Linked DNA regions of Mus musculus: all the other regions are linked to region 2. A link is a loop called in an ENCODE intact Hi-C map of the cell type or tissue named here. Cell type or tissue: heart. All regions are shown on one strand.

Region 1 (8,000 bases), 420 kb before region 2:
GAATACCAAATGGCTGAGAAACACTGGCTGCTCTTAACCACTGAGCCATCTCTCTAGCCCCCAGAAAAAAAAGGAAATCTTAACAAAGGCAAGGGTGCAGGAAAAGTGCCAGGCACAATGGGGCAGAGCGATTCATCCTCTCCAAGGGACGGGTCTCATACACTGCAGCTGCAAGAAGGTAGTTCCGGAGAGAGTTAGGACAGACCAGGAGACCTTAGTCTGTGCCTCCACGGAATCAGAACCTCATTGAACAGACATGAGGAACCAGAGAGCAGGTGAGGAATTGCAGTCCTGGAGGAAGCTGGGGAGGTTGTTTTGTGCTGGGATGGGATTCCGTTCACTGAACAGTGATGAGCGGCTTACAGTGATGAGCGGCTTACAGTGACTGGTGGATTCAGAGCCAGACACCCTCACGAAGCAGCCAGAAGAACAGTTATTTCGAAGAAGTCAACTGCAACTTGCTTATGTGCACTCCTCTTACTAGGTTAGGGTGGCGAGCTGCTGAACAGAAGGCAGCTCTCCACCAGCTTTAGAATCAGCAGTCTGAGCATTCTATGCATTCTGAGCCTTTCGATGTCCCCACTAACACGTTACATGTCTCTGCTGGTCCTAAGTCTCACTGAGGCCCAGGATCCAGCCCAGATAAAGAATACTTCCTTCTATTCCTGCAAATAATATTAGGAAGCAGAGAGAGAGAAGCTCAACCCTGGCTGTGACTCAGAAGCCCAGACCTCATCAAATTCTGGAAACCAGAGCGAGTGCTCGTCCTCTCTGTGGCCACACCCTCAGCCACCCTCTCCATCCCACAGCACCTTAGGAAATGCTCAGGTGTAGCTCTAAACTATCACGGCACTGCCTGTCTTAGTTAGGGAATCATTGCTGTGAAGGGACACCACTACCACAGCAACTCTTAGGAAAGAAAATATTTCATTGGGGCTGGCGTACAGTTTCAGAGGTTCAGTCCCTTATTGTCATAGTGGGAAGCATGGTGGTGTGCAGGTAGACATGGTGCTAGAGAAGGAGCTGAGAGTTCTCCATCTTGATCTGAAGGCAGCAGAAAGAGACCTTCTTCTGTAGGCAGTCAGGAAGAGGCTAGCTTCTGCCCTTGGTGTAGCCTGAGTCTTATATATGAGACCTCAAAGCCCACCCCCATAGTGACACATTTCCTCCAACAAGGCCACTCCTGTGGAGAGATTTTGGGGCCAAGTCTAGAAATTTGGCAAGAATTTGACATTGGTCCAGGACACAGAAGTACACTCAAGATCCTGATCATCTCAGTTCCTGGAACACCATGGGACTTTGTTTATTGCCTTGTCTGTTCCTTGACCTAGAACTGACCATATTCTTTGTACATACCTAGAATGATATAAAAGCAGACTGGAGGGCTGGTGAGATGGCTCAGTGGGTAAGAGCACCCGACTGCTCTTCCGAAGGTCCAGAGTTCAAATCCCAGCAACCACATGGTGGCTCACAACCGTAACAAGATCTGACTCCCTCTTCTGGTGTGTCTGAAGACAGCTACAGTGTACTTACATACAATAATAAATAAATCTTTTTAAAAAAATTAAAAAAAAAAGCAGACTGGAAAAAAAAAACCCGGTTTAGTCTCAGCACTGGCTGGAGTCATGTTATAATGTTGCCTAATTGTCTTTTTATTTTCAGTCCTCACTCCCTCCCTTGAGACCCTGTTGACTGACTGAGCTGGCTTGGTCACACTCCCTATGGGACAAGCATTTAAACACATACATCTCGGGAGGAGGCATACCTATCTAGACCACCACACCATCAACCCCCACACAAAAAACAAAATTCTTGTTGCTTTGATCAAATACCTGGCAAGATACAATTTAAGGAAGAAAGTGTTTATTTGATTTACAATTAGAGTGGATTCATTCCATCATGAGGGGGTGGTGACATTCACATCCCGTGCATCCTGGGAAGCAGAGAGGGATAAATACCGGAGCTCAGCTCATGGTCTCCTTTCCATCCAACGCAGGACCCCATGCCGTGGGAGGGTACCACTCACATCTAGCCTGAGGCTCCCCACATCAACTCGCTCTAGAACCTTCCTCACAGGCATGCCTGGAAGTTTGTCTCCTAGGCAATGCTAGATCCCTGGCAGTGGGACCGCTGGGTCAGGCAGTGGCTCTGCCTTCAGCTTTTGTAGTCTGAGCCACAGCTTCGTTCCTCGTTGCCACCAAGACCCCAGGTTACCGACTGTTCTGTGCCCTCACAAACATTTGCTAGTTCCAGCTTGGTGTGAGCTTGGGTTTCGCTTTATTTTCCCCCTGACAATTATTCACTTACTGAACTGGGTTCTTGAAAGTTGGCTGGAGGCAGGACTTGGACTCAGATGCATCACCAGCCAGGTGTTTGCCTAGCTTCCCGTGGACCTCAGAGCCAAATAAAGCTGGGCAACTTATCCACCAGCAGGTCTCAACCTTGGGGTCACAATCCACTTGGTGGTAGAACAACGCTTTCACCGGCGTCGCCTAAGACCATCGGAAAACACAGATACGATCCATAACAGTAGCAAAATTACAGTTATGAAGTAGCAATAAGATAATTTTACGGTTGGGGGTCAGGACAGCCTGAGAAAATGTGTTAAAGGGTTTCAGGATTAGGACAGTTGAGAACCGGGCAGGGAAAGGAGAGCTTGGAGAGAAAGAGCTCTGTGATGTCCTACCCCCTCCAGCTGCCTCTCTTGCTTTCTCTCTGTTGAATGTGGAGGGCACATACCCATGTGCAGTGACTTCACTGTATCTATGACCTATAGCCAAACCATCTCAGTTTGCGTAGACCCATGCATAGCAATGACATCGATAAACTAACCCTCCAGACAACGGGGAGATTTCCCCTCTTCCACCTGACCGTTGGAGAGCATGACATCATGGCTGCAGGACGATGGCCAGAAAATAAGCTGTCAATCACCTGGGCTCTCCTAGGCTCCAAGATGCACAAATAATATTCCGAATAAATCCTATGCCTGTATGTCTAAATGAGTCCATGACAACTGCCATGCATGTCTGGCACAAACTCAGTCACCACCCACATCAGATGGAACCCACTCACGGTCTCCAGAGTTGAAGCATTGCTAGGAGTTGGCTTTGTTTTAGCAAAACAAAACTGACATGAATTTTCTGATGGCTATTTCAAGAAAGGAAAGAGGGATAAGAGGGGGAGGAAGAAGAAGAGGAAGAAGAGGAGGAGGAGGAAGAAGAGACAGAGGCTAAAACCTAAAACAGGAAGAGTAGGGAGGCAAGGAAGGGGGACTATCATTCACTTGCGGTAAACTTCCAAAGCCGAGCTCCTGTAGGATGAGGCTGGTTCACCTTGCTTCTCCTCCAACAATCAAAACACACCTTGGTTTATCATTATTATTACTATTATTATTATCATTATTATTATTATGTCTCTTATTTCCCCTTTATTACAGCTCACATTCAACACAATTTTTCTAGAGTACAGAAAATAACGTCAGTTCTATACCCTTAACATTTGTTTTCTTATCTTATTTTATTTCAAATGACTTATTTCATTTGTCAGTTATATGCATGTGTGTGCTGGCGCCAGTGCCCCTGGAAGCCAGAGGTTTCACATCATCTGAGGCTGGAGGTACAGTTGTGAGCCACCTGATGCTGGGGTGGAAACTAGGCTTGGGTCATCCACAAGAACTCTACATGCTCTTGACCACTGAGCCCTCTTTATCTCTAGCCCCTTAACACTGAGTTTCCAATGGTATATTTATTTGGTCTCAAACTCATATGGAAGAGATACTTTCACTTGCTACTTGTATAAAAAGGAGGAAAAAATGCACATCTTTCTCCGACTTCTATCAGCTACGTCTGGTTACTGCTTGTTATTTAACCATGTTGAACTCTGAAACACACAGGCACGGTTCTCCTCTACCATCAGCCCTGAGGAGATGGACCTCTGCAGGTGTCGCATCCGCTGGACAGAGGGAAATGGTCACAGCTGGACTTCGACACAGTCCAGAGCCCAGGGACAATGAGTACACAAGCAGGCACTCTGAGGTCTGCTCATTTGAAATTCTGGGTGCAGCATTAGGGTAGAGTGTAAGTGTCAGTTTAATTTAAAGACAGGTAATAATGGATTCCACACGAACTGCAGAGAAATGAAAAGCATAGGCTCTATAGATTTAAGGGGCCTGCTAATCTCAGCAGCTGTATGTAATCAAATTCCCAGCCTCTGAGTTAACCCTCAGTCACATGCTGGGGGAATAAGGAGGGTAGGCTGTTGAACTTCTGCAGAGAACACCTACCCACTGCAGGAATTGCTATTCCTGAAATACGGGCTTGGAGAACCAGTTGGTGTCAAACTCCCAGCCCTCCCAATCCACTAGGGGGTATCTAACAAGTTCTTCAGTCCCTAGAACCTGGGATGTTAAGTGTTCTTTGGCTATTAAAATCTGCCCCCAAGACCACATGACAGGCTAGGAATATTGGCTCTTTTATCCCATTGCTTCAAAACTAAATTAGAAGGCAGAGAGGCGACTCAGTGGTTTAGCACAGGCAGAGGACCTAAGTTCAATCACCCGCACCCATGTCTGGTGGTTCACAACTGCCTGTAACTCCAAGGGGTCCCAGTCTCTCTTCTAAACCTGTAGGGGCATCTGTACTCATGACTCCACACTTACACATAATTGAGAATAAAAATAAATCTTTTTCAAAGGTAAATTATTTCTTTAGGAAAATCTTCTAGCTGTAGCTACAAAGTCCGTTCTAGTCAACACCACCATCTTCTCGCCAGGACTTAAGCATCGTCTACCGGCATCAAAATATTCTGAAAACTCTAGGGTTTGTCTTGAATGTTCCGGTCTTTCAATGATGACCTAACATTCAATTGTTTAGTTCAATTGCTACACTGAAATAAACCCAGAGTCCTGTGAAGGATTACGGAATCGGGGAACGTCCTTCTCGTCGAGTCCTGCAGGTGGCGCCATTAGCAAACTCTCTCACCGTGGCCCTCCGGCCTTCTCCGCCCACAGTGGAGACAGGAAGACAACACCAAGCGTTTTAGCCTACCTGCTGAAGGAAAGAGAGTCCGGGGAAAAATGATAGCTCCATAAAGTACCCTATAGAATCGCGGGGTGCAACTTTAAAAATCAGTATTTAATATATTGATTGTGAAATTGCTTGATTCCTTTGTATTAAATATGCACGTTGTATAGGCGAGGTGTTTATAAATAAATATGATTTTCAGTTGACTTTTTTATGGTGCCATAATGACGGCCCGATCCTCATTTGTGTGTTAAACGTGTGCTTTAACAAAATTATACATTCCCCATTGTAATGTAAGTGGTTGGGCTTGCAGCTCCCATCTAATCTCCCAGAATCGTGTTTCTGCAGTCCTAAGACTCTTTGCTTAATCACTCCAATAAAAAGAGTAGATTCTTTTGTAATGCAATTTGTAAGCAGTAAACAGAATTGAGAGCGCAGTATTGCTGTTGAGCGCATTTAATGCCGGGTTTTAATTTGGTGTGTAATTATTCATTTGGTAGGCGCTTCCCAACCCCCTCAGATTTCCTTTCCCTGCTCTGAAGAAAAGTTGGTGAGTCTGAAAAGCAGGGTTTCCGTGTATCTGATGTAAGCCTGAGTTTGATGCAGTTGTTATGAAGAGAACATTTGTTTTAATCTGCTAAAGACAGGAGGTCACATTAACGAGTAATACAGACACATAAAAATGTGATTACGGCTTCTAAACAGAACGCAGTAGGCTCCTAGTTAACACAATGAGATTTCTAGGAAGTGATGCATACGTTCCTCAAAAATGACACATTTCTCACGTTCTATTCCAATTAAATTACTCAGGCAGCTAACAGCGATGAGCGCAAAACACGGGGATAAAATGAGGGTTTTCTTCTTGTAACTGTATCTCTGTGAAAGTATATTTTTATGAGAAGCCGTTAATATTAAGCTATTATTTTTCAACTGCGCTGGAAGGGATGTCTTGAGCCTTTCTTGTCGCTGAAGAGCCTCCCCCTTTGTCTCCCGGGTTTGCTAATAGGAACTGAGAACCGCTCGGCTGGGTACCGCCTCCACCGGAGTCCTTGGAATGGAAAAAAAAAAAAAAAAAACCAGGCTGTGGGGGAGGGGAGAGGGCCTGTCTGTGTCCCTAGTGTCAGTGGGGCTGCCCAGAGGCCTGCATTCGTAGGGCTCCGGATCTGGGAGATCCATCCGCTCCCCGCGGCGCCGGCTGAAGCTGGAGAAGCGGAGCTTGTACGCACTCACGCTCTGCGAACACGCGGGGAGCGCTCTGATCGCGCATCCCAGGCGCTGCGCTCCTGAGCGCCCCAGGACGTGGGGGCGGGGAGGGGGCTTCACTGGGCAACACTGTGATGAGAGTGGCTGAGGTGCTCTCCCAAAGCCTGCAGAGCCCCTGCTGGAGGGTCTGGGGTGCAAGGGTCCGGCCGACCCTCCGGTGGTCTCGATCTGCGAGGTGGGGTGTCCCAGCTGCACCCAGGCCTTGGGAACAGGGTGTCAGAAAGACAAAAGGAGGCGACGCTTGCGCCTGCAGAGGATGACAGCGAGCTTCGCTCTGGGGCTGGGGAAGAGCTCAGAGCACAGTGGCGGAGCCACCCTAAACCGAAATGCGATTTGAAGTCCTAATGAACTTGATTGCGTGAACATTTATAATCCCCCATGGCCCTAAATGAAATCAGATATAATCAGAAGATACGGGGAAGGGAGTGTTTACAGCCGACGCCGGGCGGCCGCGGGACGGGGAGATGCGGCCCCGGTATTGATGTCGAAAATGATGGATAACGCGGGAATGGCAAATATACTATTTGTCTAATGGCTCGGCAATTAAATTCCCCTGTAAATGACCCATGCCTCATTTCATCCTAATCTATGGAATTTTGATTGAATTCGTCAGCTCTAATTGAAAAATACTGCACTTTAATGCCTGCATTGCAGTTTCGGGACGAGAGTGGTTTTAATGAGACGGTGCCCCTCTGACCCGGGAATATTCCAGACTTTTATTCGGAATTTAAAGCCAGAAGATTGCTCAACTGAGCCCTGTGATTTCCTCTCTGCTATCCACGTCCATCCATCTCCAGATTCGATTTAATAAACGCACTTGAGGATAAATGTGTCCTCGACCCTCACTTGCCTGGTGGCACCAAGTGGGGGAGGCGCCCTCTCCTTGGGACCTGCTGGTCAGGGCCAGAGGCCTCACTGGAAGAAAAGAGGGAAGAAAGCTGCCCTTTCCCCAGGCACCCCAGCCAGGCACAGCGCCTTCTTGAGACCAAACCCAGGTGCTCTACCTGGAGGAGGAGGGCCTACTGCTAGCGACCTTCTCCTCCCCCCCCCCCCTTCTCAGAGAAAGAATAGGCCCCAAAGCGCTTTATATGCAAATGGCGAGGCAAAGCCATCCTTGAAAAATTAGCTACTTGCTGAAGCATATTTACTAGATTGAAATGAGTTAAAGAGAAACATTTTACGTCGTGTAAACGAGATAATTGAGCCGCATTAAAACTGGAATGTTTGCTCCTTTTCAAGAAAGAAAGAAAGAAAGAAAGAAAGAAAGAAAGAAAGGAAGGAAGAAAGAAAGAAAGAAAGAAAGAAAGAAAGAAAGAAAGGAAAAAGGCAGAAAGAAAAAGAAAAGAAAAGGGAAGAAGAAAAGAAAAGTGGAGGAGGAGAACAGGTAAATATATGTTCGGGTGGAAAGGAAGTGTGCGCCCAATACTGGGAGCCTCGCCCGGCCTTGGCTAGAGCCCTTCTCTCCTTGACTCCCTGAGGGTTGATTCCCACCGCGGCGGGCAGGGGGCGCAGGCGAGTCAGAGTCACGTGACCACAGCAAACCCGAGGCAGAGAAGTGGGCAGGGTCAACTCGGTCCTCCCAAGGTCCTCCGGCCCCGCCCCTCGCCTCACTCACCGGGTCTCCCCTCCTCCCTTCTCGGGCATCCCAAACAGGGTGGCACTAAGGTGGTGGCGCTGGGGAGAGGAGAGATGGAGTATGGAGCACAGCAGGAGTCC
Region 2 (8,000 bases):
CAGAAAGAGGAATGCGGTGGGACCAAGCACACGCCATCTCTCCGGTCTGTCTATAAACAAGTATAATCGCCCCACCTCCTCCACCCTATCCCTGGGGATTCAAGGTTTATCCAAGGCTAGCAGCTTCCTATAGCTTGCCAGTAGTGGAGCCACGATGTGACTTTCTCCTCTCCCCTGGACCTCGCCACATAGCTGGGAGTACCCTGCTTGCTGGAGGAAAGAAGCAACTCTGAACTCCTCCCAGGAAAAAGTTCCAACTCGCCAGGCTGCATTGAGATGTCCCAAAGCACAATGTGATTGCATCTGATAACACCCCCAATATTCCTACCCACTGCTGGGGGGCCATGTAAAGTATAATGACCAGTAGTATATGGCTTATACCATTTGGGGGACTCCATGGTTCATGCTGTCCAAATTCAAGTCCTCTGAGCACTACCACCAAACTCCCTGAAACTTAGCATTGTATGATCGTCCTCTGTTCTGCATGGGCCACGCATGGAAAGCAAACCGGACCTATTAATTATCCTAGGAAGCACCAGGGAAGTGTGGCCCAAAGGAGCACCCTGCAGGCCGCTCTCTACAGCCTTGAGTTAGGAGGGGGTCTTGAAGGTGTTTTCAGCTCTCGATTAATTTTTAAAACCTTTTTAAATTAATTAACATTAAAAATTAAAAGCAAAGATGCTGCCAGTTGGGTCCAGTAGAAGCAACATGTTATCAAGACATTTGACTGCAGGACCCAGGGTCACCTGCCTGAGCCACCTTACTCAGTACCTGTGACACACCCAGAGGGCCAATGGAGCTCCACAAAAACACCTGCCAGCTTACACCAGCTCTGTAAGCATGGGCGTCTGAGGCCACTGTGCTCGCTTGGCAAGTCTAAGATGAATGACCCGGCGCAGTGAGACGGGGCAAGTTGAGGCCCTGCTGTATGTGCACACACTGGCTACTTCCCCAGCTGCTGAAAGAAGGTACTCCGAATGGGACACACTGCACTGGACTTCCGTTCTCCTGGGAGACAAGGGGCAGAGTACAGAAAAGAACAGCGTCTGGGAGATGAGAGAAGCTGGGTGGTCTGAAGGGTTTCGCCATGTGTGGCCTGAGATCAGGCCCTGCACATGGCTGTCCTGATCCAGAGTGAAGTCACCTAGGCCCGCATCTCCAGGAACTGCGTTGCGAGTGATGAGTGCTGAGGCCCTCGTTGGCATCTAGGTGCCCTCTGAGGCCAAGGCCTACGGGAGTCTGCTCACTCCCATCCCTTCCCCACAGAGCTGACTCGGTCTGCACGGGCTGCCACAGACTCAGTGACCTGACCATGCACAGGTGTTCTGAAAGCTTACATCCAAGGTCAGGTGTCATCCAGGACACCATGGACAATGGCAGGCCATCCCTTAAGCCAATGACTCACAAACTACCCAAGGTTGGGACCATTAATACAGTGACCCTTGAATACAGTCCCTCCTGTTGTGGCGACCCCCAATCCACAAAAGTATTTCCTTGCTACTTCATAACTGTAATTTTGCTACTGTTATGAATGATACCATAAATATCTGAGATGCAGGATATCTGATATGTAACCCCTGTGAAAGGCTTGTTTGGCCATCCCCCAAGGGGTTGCGACCCACAGGTTGGGAATATCACTGCCTCAAACTAGAGAGCATTTTGTCCTCACTATGCATCACAGTGAGAGTGGGGACACTCACCTTACTCTGCCAGTTTTGCTCTGGAAAGGAGGTCTCACTATGCTGCCCAAGCTCCCCTCAAACTCCAAAACTCAAAGGTTCCTCCTGCCTCAGCCCCTCCAGTGCTAACACCACAGTCACCAGCCAACCAGCCCCATCTTTATGACCTAATCCCTAAAACTTCCCCTCTACCCAGCATGGGGAGTGTCACAACCCAGTCCAGAGTCTCAGTTGACAGTCACCATCCATCTCTTCTCTAGGACTAAGGAATAAGAAAGGAGGGAATATGTTCTCCAAGGTGCCTTCTCTGTAGAACCCTGCCATTCAAAACTCATCAGAAACACTAGCATCTACTTCTACCAGCCTGGCAAGTACACCAGTGGGAACCCCAGCTCCTTCTGCACCCACCCGGACCAACAAGCATTGCCTGGAGTCCATCAGAGACACAATTCTAGGTGTCTCATATCTGCTGGGCACAATTCAGCCTGGAAGGAGGTCTCCGGGACTCAGCACATGGATCCTGAAGGCCCAGAGGGCTCTGGTCTGAGCCACAGACCCTCTCCAAGGACTCCAAGAAGTTTAACCTCCTGCGCTTGCCTAGCTCCTCCCACCCAGGTGTAAGCATGTATCAGCTGAGAACACAGAGGAACACAGGAAAGGGTCTGCAGCCCCAGGTGTCCTGGCTGGCACCCTGACCTTGGAGTTGTCTAGTCACCTCAGGCAGAGTTGGATTCTCAGCATTCATGGCCAGCTTGCCATGTCACTAACGTGAAATCAGATTAAGACAGTGACCCCTGAAAGTATGATGTCCCCTCAGGACTGCAGTATTCCACTGTGTGCCCAAGCACTGTCCAACCACTTTGGAGACCACTACCAGGTGAGGAGGGGTGCCCACCCTCGATGTACAACTGTACTTAGCAGTACACCACCAACCCCGTGGTTCTCCACCGTATTTCTACAGTCCACTCTGGCTGCTGCTGACTTACCAAAAAAATGAGTGTTTGCAAACCAAACAAACGTATACACTTTCCTTAATTTTCAAAGATGACTAAACTTTTCATAAATGGCTTTTCCCGCTTCATATTACTACCAACAGCTAATTCCGTTGGGTTCTTTCAGCTACACACACTCGGGCACATCCACACGGAACAATATGAACACACATCTTTAGGGATGGATGTCACAGACTCCGGGCAGTGGGGACAGCACTCTGTTTGCATGTCTCACTCCCTCCATCTACTGGTGGCTGATGAGAATGAGTCAACCAAAAACCTGGCTTCAATTTAAAACAATTGGCAAGATCACATGACCCACCCGTACCTGGGAATCTACCCAAAGGCCTAAGCACACCGCAGGGACACCTGCTCGTTCATGCTGCTCGTTCATGCCTACCGCATCGCTGTTCACTGCAGCCCAGCGTCTGGCAGCAGATGAACGGGTGAAATGTGGTACATACACACACAGGAGTTTTATTTAGCCATAAAGAGAAAATAAAGTATGTGTTGGCAAGAAAACCGACAGAGCCAGAGACTGTCATAATAAGTAAAGTAAGCCAGACCCAGACAGACAAATACTGTCTTTTCTCTGTCACACGCAGAACACGGGTGTTATACACACCACACCACACCTCCACACACGCCATGAAAGTGGGAGGGGAGCTACTTGGAAGGAGCAGGTACAGGAGTGGGGAAGATGGGAGCAGACAAAAGATGGAGAAGACAGTGAGAGAGAATGATACACTTGATGCGATTATAAACACATGCTTTGAACAAATAGAAAATATGAAAACCAGCAGCACCAACAAATGTCCACAGCATCGCTTCGGTCACAAATAAAGAAATGAGTGATTCAAAGCCAGGTCAGAACAGGAGCAGACAACAGTGACCACTGGGGGAAGGCGGGACCTGGACCTCACTCCCTTCCTGGACGGACAACCTCTGCATCCTGGACAGGGGTTCTATCAGCATTTCTAGTGGGCGGGGACATCCTCCCAAGATACCTGCTCTTCTGCAGTCAGTGGGGAACCGGGGCCATGCAGAAATTAGTGCTGTAACCACGCAGGCTCCCTTACAAGCCTTTTGTTCCCCCTCCAAGTCTTCCTGCTTTCTGGAGACATCTGAGCTATCTCATCTGGGTCCTCCTTCCTGTCAGCTGACCTGGGTCCTGACTCCACCCACTGCTCCCCAATGGGGGAAATGACCCCTCCACTCAGGAGCTTATAATCATGTTTCTATCTTTTATAAAGAACTAGCAGGTTGGCTTAGTGGTTCACACCTTTAAGCCCAGAACTCAGGAGGCAGAAGCAGGGGCATGAGTTAGTTCAAGGCTAGCCTGGTGGGGGTTGGGGGACGACGACACTCTGCCTCAAAAATAAATAAATAAAATGAAAAAGAACTAGCAGCTCACAATGCACTAATCACTCTCTCAATTCTTTCAAACAGAAAAAGAAAAAAAAAAAGGTTAAATCTCATGGAACCCTGGACAGGAAATAATCCCAGAGGTTAGCTGTAGGAAGAGCAGAGAGAAGAGACCAAGATATCATTTAAGATATCAGAACAGAAGACCTGAAAGTCATTTCTATTCTTGGGAAAGAAAGGAAGATCACAGAAAGAGATCACCTATGGTGTGTATGTATGAAACAACTGATCCCCTTCCTGCTAAGTATACATCCGCAATGCAAAGTCTGGCATGGCCAGCAGGGGGCAGTATAGGCGAGCAAGAAGCTAAGTCTAAGATCCCACTATCCACTTAGATTACTCACTTCCTTCCCTTCCTGCTGCTTCAATCGCCTTGTTTGCTGAGCATGAGTCTACAATTACCGCAGAACAAAAAATTTAACCTATGTGTACTCTTAAAATTCCCCTAAGAATGTGCCTCATCTCTTTTTTTATACTACCTGAATAAACAAGTCTGAAAGCCTAAAAGCCAAAAATTCACAGTATATGCACTTAAATGTATGTCTGTTTGCATGGTGATGATGTGTTTATGCTACAGTCAGCAAACACAGCTTGCTTAATGAGGCAAAAATCTTTGTCAGTTTTATAAAGCAAAGTTCATGAGAAATATTTAATATGTAAATAAAGCAGTAAAATGTGATCGAAAAACAAAAACAAACAAACAAACAATAACACACCTCACTAATACCACTACAACTCATCGTAAGACTTTAAGCCATTGTTTATTAAGTTAGACTCTCAGGCCTGTGGAGGTCATCAGCAGCCCACCTCTGAGAAGAGTGGATTATCCCACCCATTTCAATGACTCCCTTCACCACAAACCCAGAGGGGTCAGGAAAAGCTGGCTGTGTGCATTCCAGCATGCAAGCCTGCAAAAGTTCTGCCATCCACTGCAGGGTGAGGCACTCAGCTAGCATGCAGGACTGAAGCTGTAGCCCATAGCTTGCCAGCCACCTCAGAGCTGGGCAGGTAAACAAGGGGCTAACAGCTAGAGATGGCTGACTCTAGATGCTCAGTGACCCTCAAAGATAAAAAAGCGGCTGACTCCCACTCCACTGTTCAAAGCCCCTTTCCTCTGACCACAACTGACAGCAGTCAGAAGACAAAACTGCCTCTCTAGGGCTCGGAAGCCTCTGCCCACCCTGTGTCTATTCCCAATTGTCTTCAGCCTGGTGAGGGAAGGCGCTGCCTCCCCAGCCATCACAGCCCCAAGCACCGTCAGGGCCAAGGCCAGGCTTCTGCTCCCACAGAGACCATGGCCACTCCTCCCAGGGAAAGGAGGCTTGGAAAGCCAAGGTAAAGAACTTCAGTAGAAGAGGAGCGGACGATGGACCACTGGGAAATACCAACTGCCGAGGGGCCAGCTATACTCTGGAGTGAGCCAGGAAAACACGCCGCCTACGAGCTGTCTCCACTGGAAGAGTCTTTAAACATCCCCTCAGCAACAAGTTTCCCCAGCACTGTGCAGCAGGGCACTGCAGTCTCTGCAGTCAGCCTGTGGCGGTGGGCTGGCATCTGTGGCAAGATGGATCTGTAGCTCAGGCTGGCAATCTCGAATTGAGATAGCCGTAAGAGGAAGTTAAAGCAAACACTGGTGACAACCTGTGGGCTAAAGGAAATGCAGAGACTGGCCAAACAAGAGAATTCCAGAGCCCCACATCAGTGAACATAGCTTCCTGGTGGTGTGGCCTTTGGAGGGTCTACAAAAATCCAATGACCATTTTGTACCTAGATCTTGCTATGCGGAGAGGCCATTGGTCAGAGACACCAGTGCCTCATCATGGAGAATGAAAGGAAGCCTGAGAGGGACTAAAGACCACACAGAGACAGGTATGAGGGGTGGAGCCCCAGTGTTCTCTTTTTCCAGGGCACCTTCCCTGAAGTTCTCATTAAACATCAGCAGAACTAAACTGTGCATAGAAAATTACTGTTCCTCCTCCATCAAATGGCTCTACTTCCATTCCTGAGACCCACAGGAAAGGAGTCACAGCAGCCAGACCTCATTCTACCCCACCCACCACACCCCAGCATGCTTCACAGAGACCCTCAAGCTGCTGGCTGCAGTAACAAACCCCAGCTACAAAGCTGCTCTTCGGTAAAATAGATTGTTACAGGGCCATTGTGGGAACTCTCTCCGAGGAGACACAGAGCATCGTCTTCAACCCCCTCTCCCTTACAGGGTACCAACAACAAAACCACACAGTAAGATTCCACTGTAGCCCAACGGGAACTAAGGGAAGCACGGGAGAGGGGTTATCTCCAGGAGCAGCTGCCACTAGGAAGCCTCGGCCCCAGCATGGATGACAGCTTCCCCATAGCTGTATAGGAGTCCTACTCGCAGTTAACATTCCACCGTCTACAGTACTTCACCCAGACCACGTGCAATTTAGCCAGAATTAACATATAACTGGCCAGTAAGTGCAAAAGAGTGTGACTGAGCTCAGCCGAGGGTCCAATGAGCCTCCCTACACCTCTCCTACTCTGAGGGAACGCCGCCTGTCAAGGAGTCATGGCTTGAGAGTCTCTCGCACGTAGCCACGGCTGTTCCCGTGACACCCACACTGTGCTCAGAGGACAGCGCTCCACGGCAAGGACTGAAAACAAAAGGGTGTGTTTCGCCCTTTCAAGAAGGCCTAGCACACAGCAGGCACTGCACAGGCTGAGCTCGGAATCTCAACCCCATACCTGTTATTTTGACTTGGCAGAAGCGCAACTCAAGGACAGCTGTGTCTCTGGCTGCCTTTCACTCACCAGCTGTCTGGAGCTCAAGCAAGGATCTTTCACCCTTCCACTGGATTCTCCTTTTCCACCCAGGAGGCTTTGCGAATATACAAAGCAGGCAGCAGGTTAGCAAGCTCGGTTAACAAGGGAGACAGAAGTGATTCTGTTACTGTCAGGTTTATATACAGGTAATGTGTTTTCTCTACTAATGGCTCAAAATTATTCATTTCAAGCCACTGGCTTTTCCAAGCAAGCAAGGATTTAGTGAGCCTTTCCAGTTTCGCCAGCACAAGGATCAACTACAGGCCGAGCGGGGCAAGTAAACGCAGCGTGGACCTCATGTCCGGGCCCTGGTTGTTCTGAATCCAGCTCGGGGATTTTCTCGAGCTGTCCACTCATGGGTATGCACAGTAAGTGAATGACAACAGGAGCCCAGAGAAAGCTGCTGATCCCCAGCCCACAACAGCTGAGACGGAATTCCCTGAAGGGATCCGAGGACCTCTCCCTAGGGCATGTGGTCTGATGAGAGAATGTGCCACACCTCCAAGTGGTCAGTTTGCTCACACATCAAAACTGCTTCGTACAGCGTCCTGGCCAGCCTCCTGCTCCCGGCACACATAGGAAGGGCTGTGAGGCCGGAGCTCAGGATAGGCTGCTTACAGCACAGAAACCTCAACCTGCACAGGCTTGGGACTCACAGACTGCAGAGTCCATCAGAGGTCAACATCAGCTGTGCCTTGCACTTGAGAAGCAGCAGTCCAGTCTGTCCTCCAGCCTCTCCATGAGGTTCCCAGTGTACAGGTCTCCTTGGCAACCTCACAGACCTCAGGCCTCACGGCTGGGCCTCCTACACACAGTAGGATTAATCTAGCCGACAAGAGGAAACAGGTTTCTGAGATTAAATGTCCAAAAGACAGCCAAAGAGCTCACCCAATGTGTCTAGAAGTGCTCTGGACTGATTCACACTCAGAGCTCAACAAAAATCCTTAGACTCCTATTTTCTCCCAAAGGGATTTCTCAGCTACCACTCCCCAGCCCCACCGCCAAGTCATCATCACTTAACCAGTCCATCACTGCCGTTCCGAACCTCCCTTGGTTCACACCCAGTCTAAGCTAGGGTTAACACTGCTGTGATGAGACACCA
Region 3 (8,000 bases), 180 kb after region 2:
CACACAGACACACACACTCTCATGCATACACACCATACACTTGTATGGTTCCTCTTTTAAATGTTAATACCCTCTTATGCGTCTTCTCTGGTAACTTTTGGACTTTTCAGATTTAGACACATCTTTCAGCTTGTTCTATTTCTGTTTGATTTTCATCACTTTTTTTTTTTATAACATTGGCTAGTAGAATATTTAAATTTCATGGTAATTACCCTGCCCTTCACCCCTTGACTACAAAGCTTGTTTTCCTCCTATTTTTTTTTAATTTCTCAAGTGTCACTTTGCATGTTTTCAAAGTGTAGATGCTGTGGACCGTCCCTTTAAAGTGAGCTTTCATGCGTGTCCCTGCCTCCCCTTTGAAAATTCTTTGTGGGTTCCTAGACCTCTGTTGAAGGTCTGTTGAAAGACGACAGAAAGGGCAGGCCACCAAGCAGTCAGCTGCATCCGTCCTCTGCTCTTGTTTTGTTGTGAAGACTGTACCTTAAAATATGCTTAGCCAGGGACAGAGGGACATGCTATATTTCAAACTTCTCAGGGGGTTTGAGAGCAGCTGAGGCAGGAGGATCACTTGATCCATGGAGTTTCAGGCCAGCCTGGCTCTCACAGTGAGACTCAGACTCCAAATCAAAATGAAACCCAAACAGCTCTCCCATTTATTGGCTCTACACTGGTTCGGAGGGATGGGAGGGCTGACTGAGTTCTCCTTCTGTGATCTCTCATTCCAGTTGTTGGCTGGACTAAGCTCCTGGTGGCTTTAAGAATGAGGCACCTGTTTCCTTTTACTCTGTCTCCAAAGGCCTCCTTTCACAGTGACCCCTCATCTACAAGGACATTAGCAAATCCTCTCACACTTGGAGTCTCCATTTCCAGGTAGTTCATAGGCCCTCCATATTTATGTACAGCCCATATGGTGTATGGTCCAACCATGCACAGTGTATACTTTAGTGATTTTTATATATTCACAAAGCTATAACTGTTAACCACAATCTGGTTTTAGAACATTTTTTAATCATCTCTCCTGAGACTCTAGGCTCCCTCCTAGTTTCATGGAAATGCTTTAATCTTTTGCTACAAGCATGGGATTGGCTGTGTGTTTTAATAGACAATTTTGTCTTGTTATTTTCAGGAGATCACATTTGGGTGATACCTAGTGGAACAGTTCACAGGAAAATGAGATATCTCAGATTTACTTTAAAATGGGTTATCGAGAAGGAAATAGTGGGCTATAAATGTCCTCATAGCTATCAGAGCTGGGACGAGGACAAAAGCTTTCATTGTACTGATCAGCCTACTTTGTGCTTACTTGAAAACTCTTACAGAGCCCTCCAGACACTGGTCCTCTACTCAGTCTTCAGTCTAAAAATAGGTTAAAGGGTTTAGGGTTGGAAGAAGTCTTTGAGTGTTTGATACTGAGGCCAACATCCAGCCTAGGTTCTGATGTCTGATGCACCCCACAAGTGGTGCTTTGCCATCTCTGTCTCTGAGAAGTTCCAGCTCCTTTATGAACTGGAGGATACAGGTGGTCAAGTACTCAGGAACACAGGTCAGTAAAGAAATGGTAGTCCAATGCCTCTGGGATTGGGGTCAGGATTCCAGTTCTAGGAATGTGTGTGTGTATGTGTGTGTGTGTGTGTGTGGTCCCAGGAGACACAGGTGAAGAACGAAGCCATGAGATGAGGAGGAAGGATAATGCCCTCCAGGTCCAACCATTTGCCTAGGATATGTACTCACTGATAAGTGGATATTAGCCCAGAAACTTAGAATACCCAAGATATAAGTTACAATTTGCAAAACAAATGAAACTCAAGAAGAACAAAGACCAAAGTGTGGACACTTTGCCCCTTCTTAGAATTGGGAACAAAACACCCATGGAAGGAGTTACAGAGACAAAGTGTGGAGCTGAGACAAAAGGATGGACCATCTAGAGACTGCCATATCCAGGTATCCATCCCATAATCAGCCTCCAAATGCTGACACCATTGCATACACTAGCAAGATTTTGCTGAAAGGACCTAGATATAGCTGTCTCTTGTGAGACTATGCCAGGGCCTAGCAAACACAGAAGTGGATGCTCACAGTCAGCTATTGGATGAATCACAGGGCCCCCAATGGAGTAGCTAGAGAAAATACCCAAGGAGCTAAAGGGATCTGCAACCCTATAGGTGGAACAACATTATGAACTAACCAGTACCCCAGAGCTCTTGACTCTAGCTGCATATGTATCAAAAGATGGCCTAGTCGGCCATCACTGGAAAGAGAGGCCCATTGGACACACAAACTTTATATGCCCCAATACAGGGGAACGCCAGGACCAAAAAGTGGAAGTGGGTGGGTAGGGGAGTGCGGGGGAGGGTATGGGGGACTTTTGGGATAGCTTTGGAAATGTAAATGAGGAAAATACCTAAAAAAAAAAAAAAGAGAGAGAGAGAGAGAGAGATGAAGAGGAAGGAAATCCAACAGGACTGTCTTACTCAGCCAATGGCACTTGACCTTCAGCAGCTTGGAACTCTGAGCAACATCGAGGAACAGCCTGGACACATCACTGGCTATTTACACACCACTTCCTGGCAGTCTGTGGCTCCTTGAAGCTTTTGGTTTTCTAGCTGAAAGTCTTTAGGTGAACAGAAGCATGTGCTGGGGTCAGAGACAGGGTGGATTTCGTGGTGAGGTTAAATCCAAGACTATGTAAGGAGGGTTCAATCCATCTTTGATGCATGAGCCATCATCTTGTCCATAATGAACCTTGGCTGTCATTTAAGCATTCAGCAGTTCACCTCCACTCCAGGAATGGGACCATCCATTGGCCCCATCAGCCACTCACTTCAGCCGCACCTTTGCCTCCCAGGCCATTCCACCAACCCTCAGATCGACAACCTAGAAAATGAAAGAAAACTAAGACACAACCATCCATCCCAGCCACGTCTTACACAAGGGAGTCCTGTTTCCTAGTACCAGTTGGAGGAGTTAACTTCTGATGGAGCCCTGGCTATCATCTGGGACATCAGGTCCTCTTCAACAGCCCAAGAAAACAATCAGGTAAACTTGTCGGGTACTCTGGGTAGCCAAGGGATGATCCAGCACCACTGGCAAGCATGCAACAATGATCCCAGAATTGTCTTCCTCAGGGGAGGGCTTCAAATCCCACACTCTTGACTGCTTTGCATTGCTGACTGAGTCTGGTGGCTTAGAAGTTTTCATTGTGCTGATTTCTAGCTGCCAATGGCCGAGCACCTGGCTCGCAAAAACTCTGGCAGTGTTTCATTTATCAGTGTTGTAACTGGCTTGTGTGAGCAGAGACAAGCCAGCTCCAGCCCATCCCAGCCATGAGGGCCACTCCTTTCCTGGACTCCAGAGGTCCACGGCAACCTGTAAAGCCTTGCCAGCCTCTGCAATGGCACAACAGCGCCACCCAAGGCGAAACAGGGTAGTGACACTGTCCACACCCTTTAAGGAGAGTAATTCCTGTGCCCTGTGCAAAGTATATTCACAGATCATGGTCAGCTCCAGACAGCAAGGCAGCAAGGCAAAGGCTGCCAAACCCCTAAGCACACAGACAGTCTCGTGTAAGGCTGGCTACTAGACAGGTCTTGGAATGTTGATCTTTATTGCTGGCAGTGAGGACTCCCTCTAACCTCTTGATCAGCCCAGTCTGGCAGGTGAGATGAAGCATCTCTTTGTTGGAGTTGATGCCCACTCTGTGTAACACGCACACAGACAAACTTTGTGGGTCACTTTCCACTTCCTTTTTTTAGAAGCCAAATGGGTTTTGATTACTGGTCCCAGTCCAGTATCTAGTAGGACAGTCAATGAAGTTTAAGAGAAATGTCACTTGGATGTGAGCGTGGCCTTTCATGTTGGACAAGATGGGAGAGCTACACTCCATGCTCAACCTGGGTAAATCTGTTGACTGGTTGTTGTAAATTAGTTAATTCTGTTTTTGTTTTTGTTTTTGTTTTTTTTTATCTGAAGTTCACCAAGACTCCACTAAGCACTAAGATGTGCTGGTTAACCTTTGTTAACTTGACACGAAGTAGAGGAAACCCCAATGGAGGGATTGCCTCCGTTACACCAGCCTGTGGGCGTGTCTGTGGGGGCATTTTCTTGATTAATGATTGATATGGGAGGGTCCCACCCGGGTCCCACCCACTCTGGGCGATGCCACCCCTGGACTGGTGGTTCTGGGTTCTATAAGAAAGCAGACTGAGCAAGCCAATAAACAGCATTCTTCCGTGGCCTCTGCTTCAGTTCCTGTCTCTAGGTTCCTGCCCTGACTTCCCTCAGTGATAGACTGAGATGAGAAAATCTAAGTCAAACAAACCTTTCTCTCTCAAAACTGCTTTTGGCCAGAGAGGAAGTAAATCGATATAGGAGATACTAAAAGTACCTAAAATTGGGGTAATTTGAAAAACTGTAGAGAACCCTTGTAGCAATTTTAATTATTGTAACAGGCCCTCCAGACCCTAGCACAACTGACACCATGATAAAAGCCCCTGCAGGCCTTGGAACACAGCATGGCGGCAGCAATGCCTGCCAAAGCAGAAACAAAGACCTAGTCCACTGCCAAAACAGAGACAAAGGCTAAGTTAACGGTCCCAGGATGTGGCTGGGAAAGTTCTTAAATATACTAACCTTGCTTTTGGGCTTCTGTTGTTCTGCTTCTTGCTAACCAATATTGTTAACTGTGTCAACCCAGGATGTGGGTTTTATGCTTAAAAAGCAAAAAACAGTGAGGCTCATGGGTCCATGATTTGGGTGAGTTCCCTGTTGAGCCAGCCAACTCTATACATTAGTATAGAGTATAGCAATGTACTTGGGCCCAAGGACTTAAGGATTATTTTATTTTTAGCTAACAGATCAATTAATTATATATCTTGATTGGGCTGGATATATTTTCATAGATGTGTACAGTGAACAGTGATTCTTTAAATGTAATTTAAGGTGGTATTCATGCTGTATGGATGAATCAGGGTATTATATATGTCTTTTGAATGTTAAAAAAGCTTTATATAAATAGTGGAATCTTAAGAAAAAAAGATTTCTTTCTTTTAAATTTATGTGTGGGTGTTTTGCCTACCTGTGTCTATGCACTACACGCATGTAGTACTTCTGGAGGCCAGAAGAGGGCGACGAATCTTCTGCAACTGGAGGCTTGTGAGCTGCTATATAGGTGCTGGGAGTCAAACCTGGGCCATCTCTCCAACCCTTATAAAAATATTTTCTTGCTATGGGTATTTGTGTTCAGGGATGTTCAAGTGTGTGTGTGCACGCATGTGTGCACTTCTGCAAGTGCACATATGTGTCTGCAGGAGCTATTCTCTTTCCTTCCTTCCTTCCTTCCTTCCTTCCTTCCTTCCTTCCTCCCTTCCTCCCTCCCTGTCTCCCTCCCTCCCTCCCTTCTTCCTTCCTTCCTTCCTTCCTTCCTTCCTTCCTTCCTTTTTTTTTTCTGTTTTTCTATTGAAACTCCTTTGAAAACACCACCCTTCTTGCATGAATATTCTGCCTCATCGATTTGTACAGTGTGGTTAACAAATGACACTTGTCATAGAGATTAAAACAATTAAAAATCTCTTGAAACCCCTCGGACTCATCCTGAAGAATCCCTATGTCAGGAGGATATAGAGAGATAGAAAAAGTGCACATTGAGAGAGGAGGGAGGGAGGGAGGGAGGGAGGGAAGAGGGATAGAGGGAGAGAGGGAGGGAGGGACCAAGGCGGGGGAGAGAGAGAGTGTGTTACAAAGCCAGACAAGGACATGGTTTTGGAAAAACATAAAAGTGAGATTAAGAATTATCCTGAGGGACTGGAGAGGTGGCTCACCAGTTAAGAGCACTGACTGCTCTTCCAGGGGTTCTGAGTTCAATTCCCAGCAACCACATAGTAGCTCACAACCATCTGTAATGGGATCTGATGCCCTTTTCTGGTGTATAGAAGACAGCTATAGTATACTTATATACATAAAATAAATAATATTTAAAAAAGAATTATTCTTTTAAAAATAATTAAAAATAAATGTATATTGAAGTTGTTCCTCTTAGTACTGGGAATTCTTCACCTCCATGTTAGTGGCATTGGACAAACTTTCCCTTACACTGAACAGATGTGAGCCTGGAACTGGGAAGGGCTCAGATGGCAGAGCCTAGTCCTTGGTGGATGTGACAGACAAGGGTGCTTCCTGGAAGATGTGTTTAAGCCTCAGTTTCCCAATTGGACCTGTCCAGAGACTGCACAGAGGGCCCTAGTGTAGAGCTTTAGGAGAACTTCAGGGCGACTGATCCTCTCTGAGCTATTTACAAGGCGGGGAGAGGATCAGTCAGTAAAGGGCTAGCTCTGCGAGCTTGAGGGTCCGAGTTTGATCTTCAGAACCCATGTTGAAAAGCTGGGTGCAGTGATACAGGACTAGGATCCCAGTGCTAGGGAGGTGGAAGGTGACCAGCCAGCCTAGCTCGCTTGGAAAGTTCCAGGACAGAGAGAGAAACCCTGTCCTAATAATTTAGATGCATGGCTTCTGAAGACTGGCAGCCCAAGTTGACCTCTAGCCTCCATATGCATTCACACAGGTGTGCACCTGCACACACAAACATATAAAAAAAGCCAGATGAGAGCTGTGTGTAAATGACTGGTGTGGAATGCAGACTGGGTTGGTAGGATGTGAGGAGGAGGAGGAGGAGGAGGAGGAGGAGGAGGAGGAGGAGGAGGAGTTGTTCTTGCCACCGTGTGCCCGCCACAGTGTGCCCACCCCTCTCAGTGTTTGTTCTACTGTCCTCTCTTCCCTTTCGTGCTCCTCATGACACCTGCTGGCTGAAGTGGGCTAGCTCTTCAGTGGATACCTGACTCAAGATAGCAACTGTGCTGTGTGGCCTTTGGTGTAGGGCTCGGGAACAAGACAACAGCTCTATCCAGGTGCCCATGATTTCATATAAAGTCCCACAGCCAGTTATGTGAATTGAGGAAGCAAAACCAGAGATGTGGCACATCCCCCTGAGATTACAGAGGGGGGTGTGTCTCCCTGAGATTATAGAGGGGGCATGTCTTTCTGAGATTACAGAAGTGGGGTGTGTCTTTGTGTGATTACTTGAGAGTTGAGATGGCACCTGACTGCTGAGTCATTGAGATAGCCCAAAGTTGTTAAATTCACAGCATTTTTTTTATCATTTGAAATCTTCATTTGCAAGTCTCTGATTCCTTCCTAAACATCTGTATTGGGAGAGGTGGTGGAGAGAGACAGACAGTGGGTGAGTCTCTGTGACCTGAAATCCAAAAGACTCAGAGCAGAAACGTTTACTGGTTGGGTCAAGTGTGTCCAGCCAGCACACGTGGGTCTGGGTTAAGTGGAGTGAGTCTGTGGCATCTCTGAGTCACTGAGGGTAGGCTAAGAAGGCTGGAGGTGCAAAGGACAAGGGCCCATTGTCCCTATTGTGTGGGAAGATTCGGAGAATGAACCCCAGGAGTCTTGCTGTGGAGGCAGGGTATGTGATCCGGTATTCCTGTTCGAAGGCAGGCAGACAATCGCAGAACCTGGGAATACAGTCTCAGAGAAAAACACAATGTACACCTGGTATCAGGCTGCACGCGACAGCTGCCACCCTATTGTGCCTTTCCTTTTACCCTCAAGTCTTACTGAATGAAAACTGGGGACCAGTGCACCAGGCAGGCTGCAGCTCAGGGTGGCTGGTTCAGCTCTTCTGTCTCCATTCCCACAGAAGCACCCTCGACTTAAAACTACAAAAAAAAAATCAAGAGCTGGAAGAAAGCTTGAGACCCTTTGCCAAGGACTCTGGAGCAAGCTCCCCTTGTTCCCCAGCCCCTGAGAAATGCTATGAACCCCATTATTCTTAGAGGAAGGTTGGTGGCTTTCACCATGTAGTCCCCAGTGTACTCGGCATTGAGCTGGTCAAACCCTCTCTCCAGCACACACACTAGGGATAAAGAGGTGGCTGCCTGGGGAGACCACACTGTGGTCCTGTGGGCAGGTGACAGCAAAGGCTTTATTGGGGACAAAAG

What was found. A loop is a pair of places that touch in the nucleus more often than their neighbours do. Peaks named below come from ENCODE experiments on the same cell type or tissue, not always from the same donor. Only the 100,000 strongest peaks of a DNase experiment are listed, where the experiment ranks them.
Region 1: a loop joins it to region 2, with 2.0 times the contacts of the local background. A loop is called at or near these places in 3 of 42 quality-filtered maps.
Region 3: it touches region 2 in a loop (8-fold over the local background); 16 of 42 quality-filtered maps call a loop at or near these places.

The regions. Positions count from the first base shown.
Region 1 is chr1:89,940,379-89,948,378 of GRCm38, reverse strand. No RefSeq gene overlaps it. Among named protein-coding and RNA genes, the nearest start is that of Gbx2, 13 kb to the right of the region's middle. In heart, CTCF peaks have their summits at 4,945 (motif pointing right) and 7,782; DNase peaks (open chromatin) are centred at 4,978 and 7,798; H3K4me3 peaks cover 2,033 bases; H3K27me3 peaks cover 5,321 bases.
Region 2 is chr1:89,520,977-89,528,976 of GRCm38, reverse strand. All of the region lies in intron 1 of Agap1 (ArfGAP with GTPase domain, ankyrin repeat and PH domain 1), which reads right to left. Among named protein-coding and RNA genes, the nearest start is that of Gm41914, 56 kb to the left of the region's middle. In heart, CTCF peaks have their summits at 2,915 (motif pointing left) and 4,368 (motif pointing right); DNase peaks (open chromatin) are centred at 167, 2,956, 3,719 and 4,376; H3K27ac peaks cover 798 bases.
Region 3 is chr1:89,340,131-89,348,130 of GRCm38, reverse strand. No RefSeq gene overlaps it. Among named protein-coding and RNA genes, the nearest start is that of Gm41913, 44 kb to the left of the region's middle. In heart, CTCF peaks have their summits at 3,403 and 5,110 (motif pointing right); no DNase peak of the experiment used is centred here.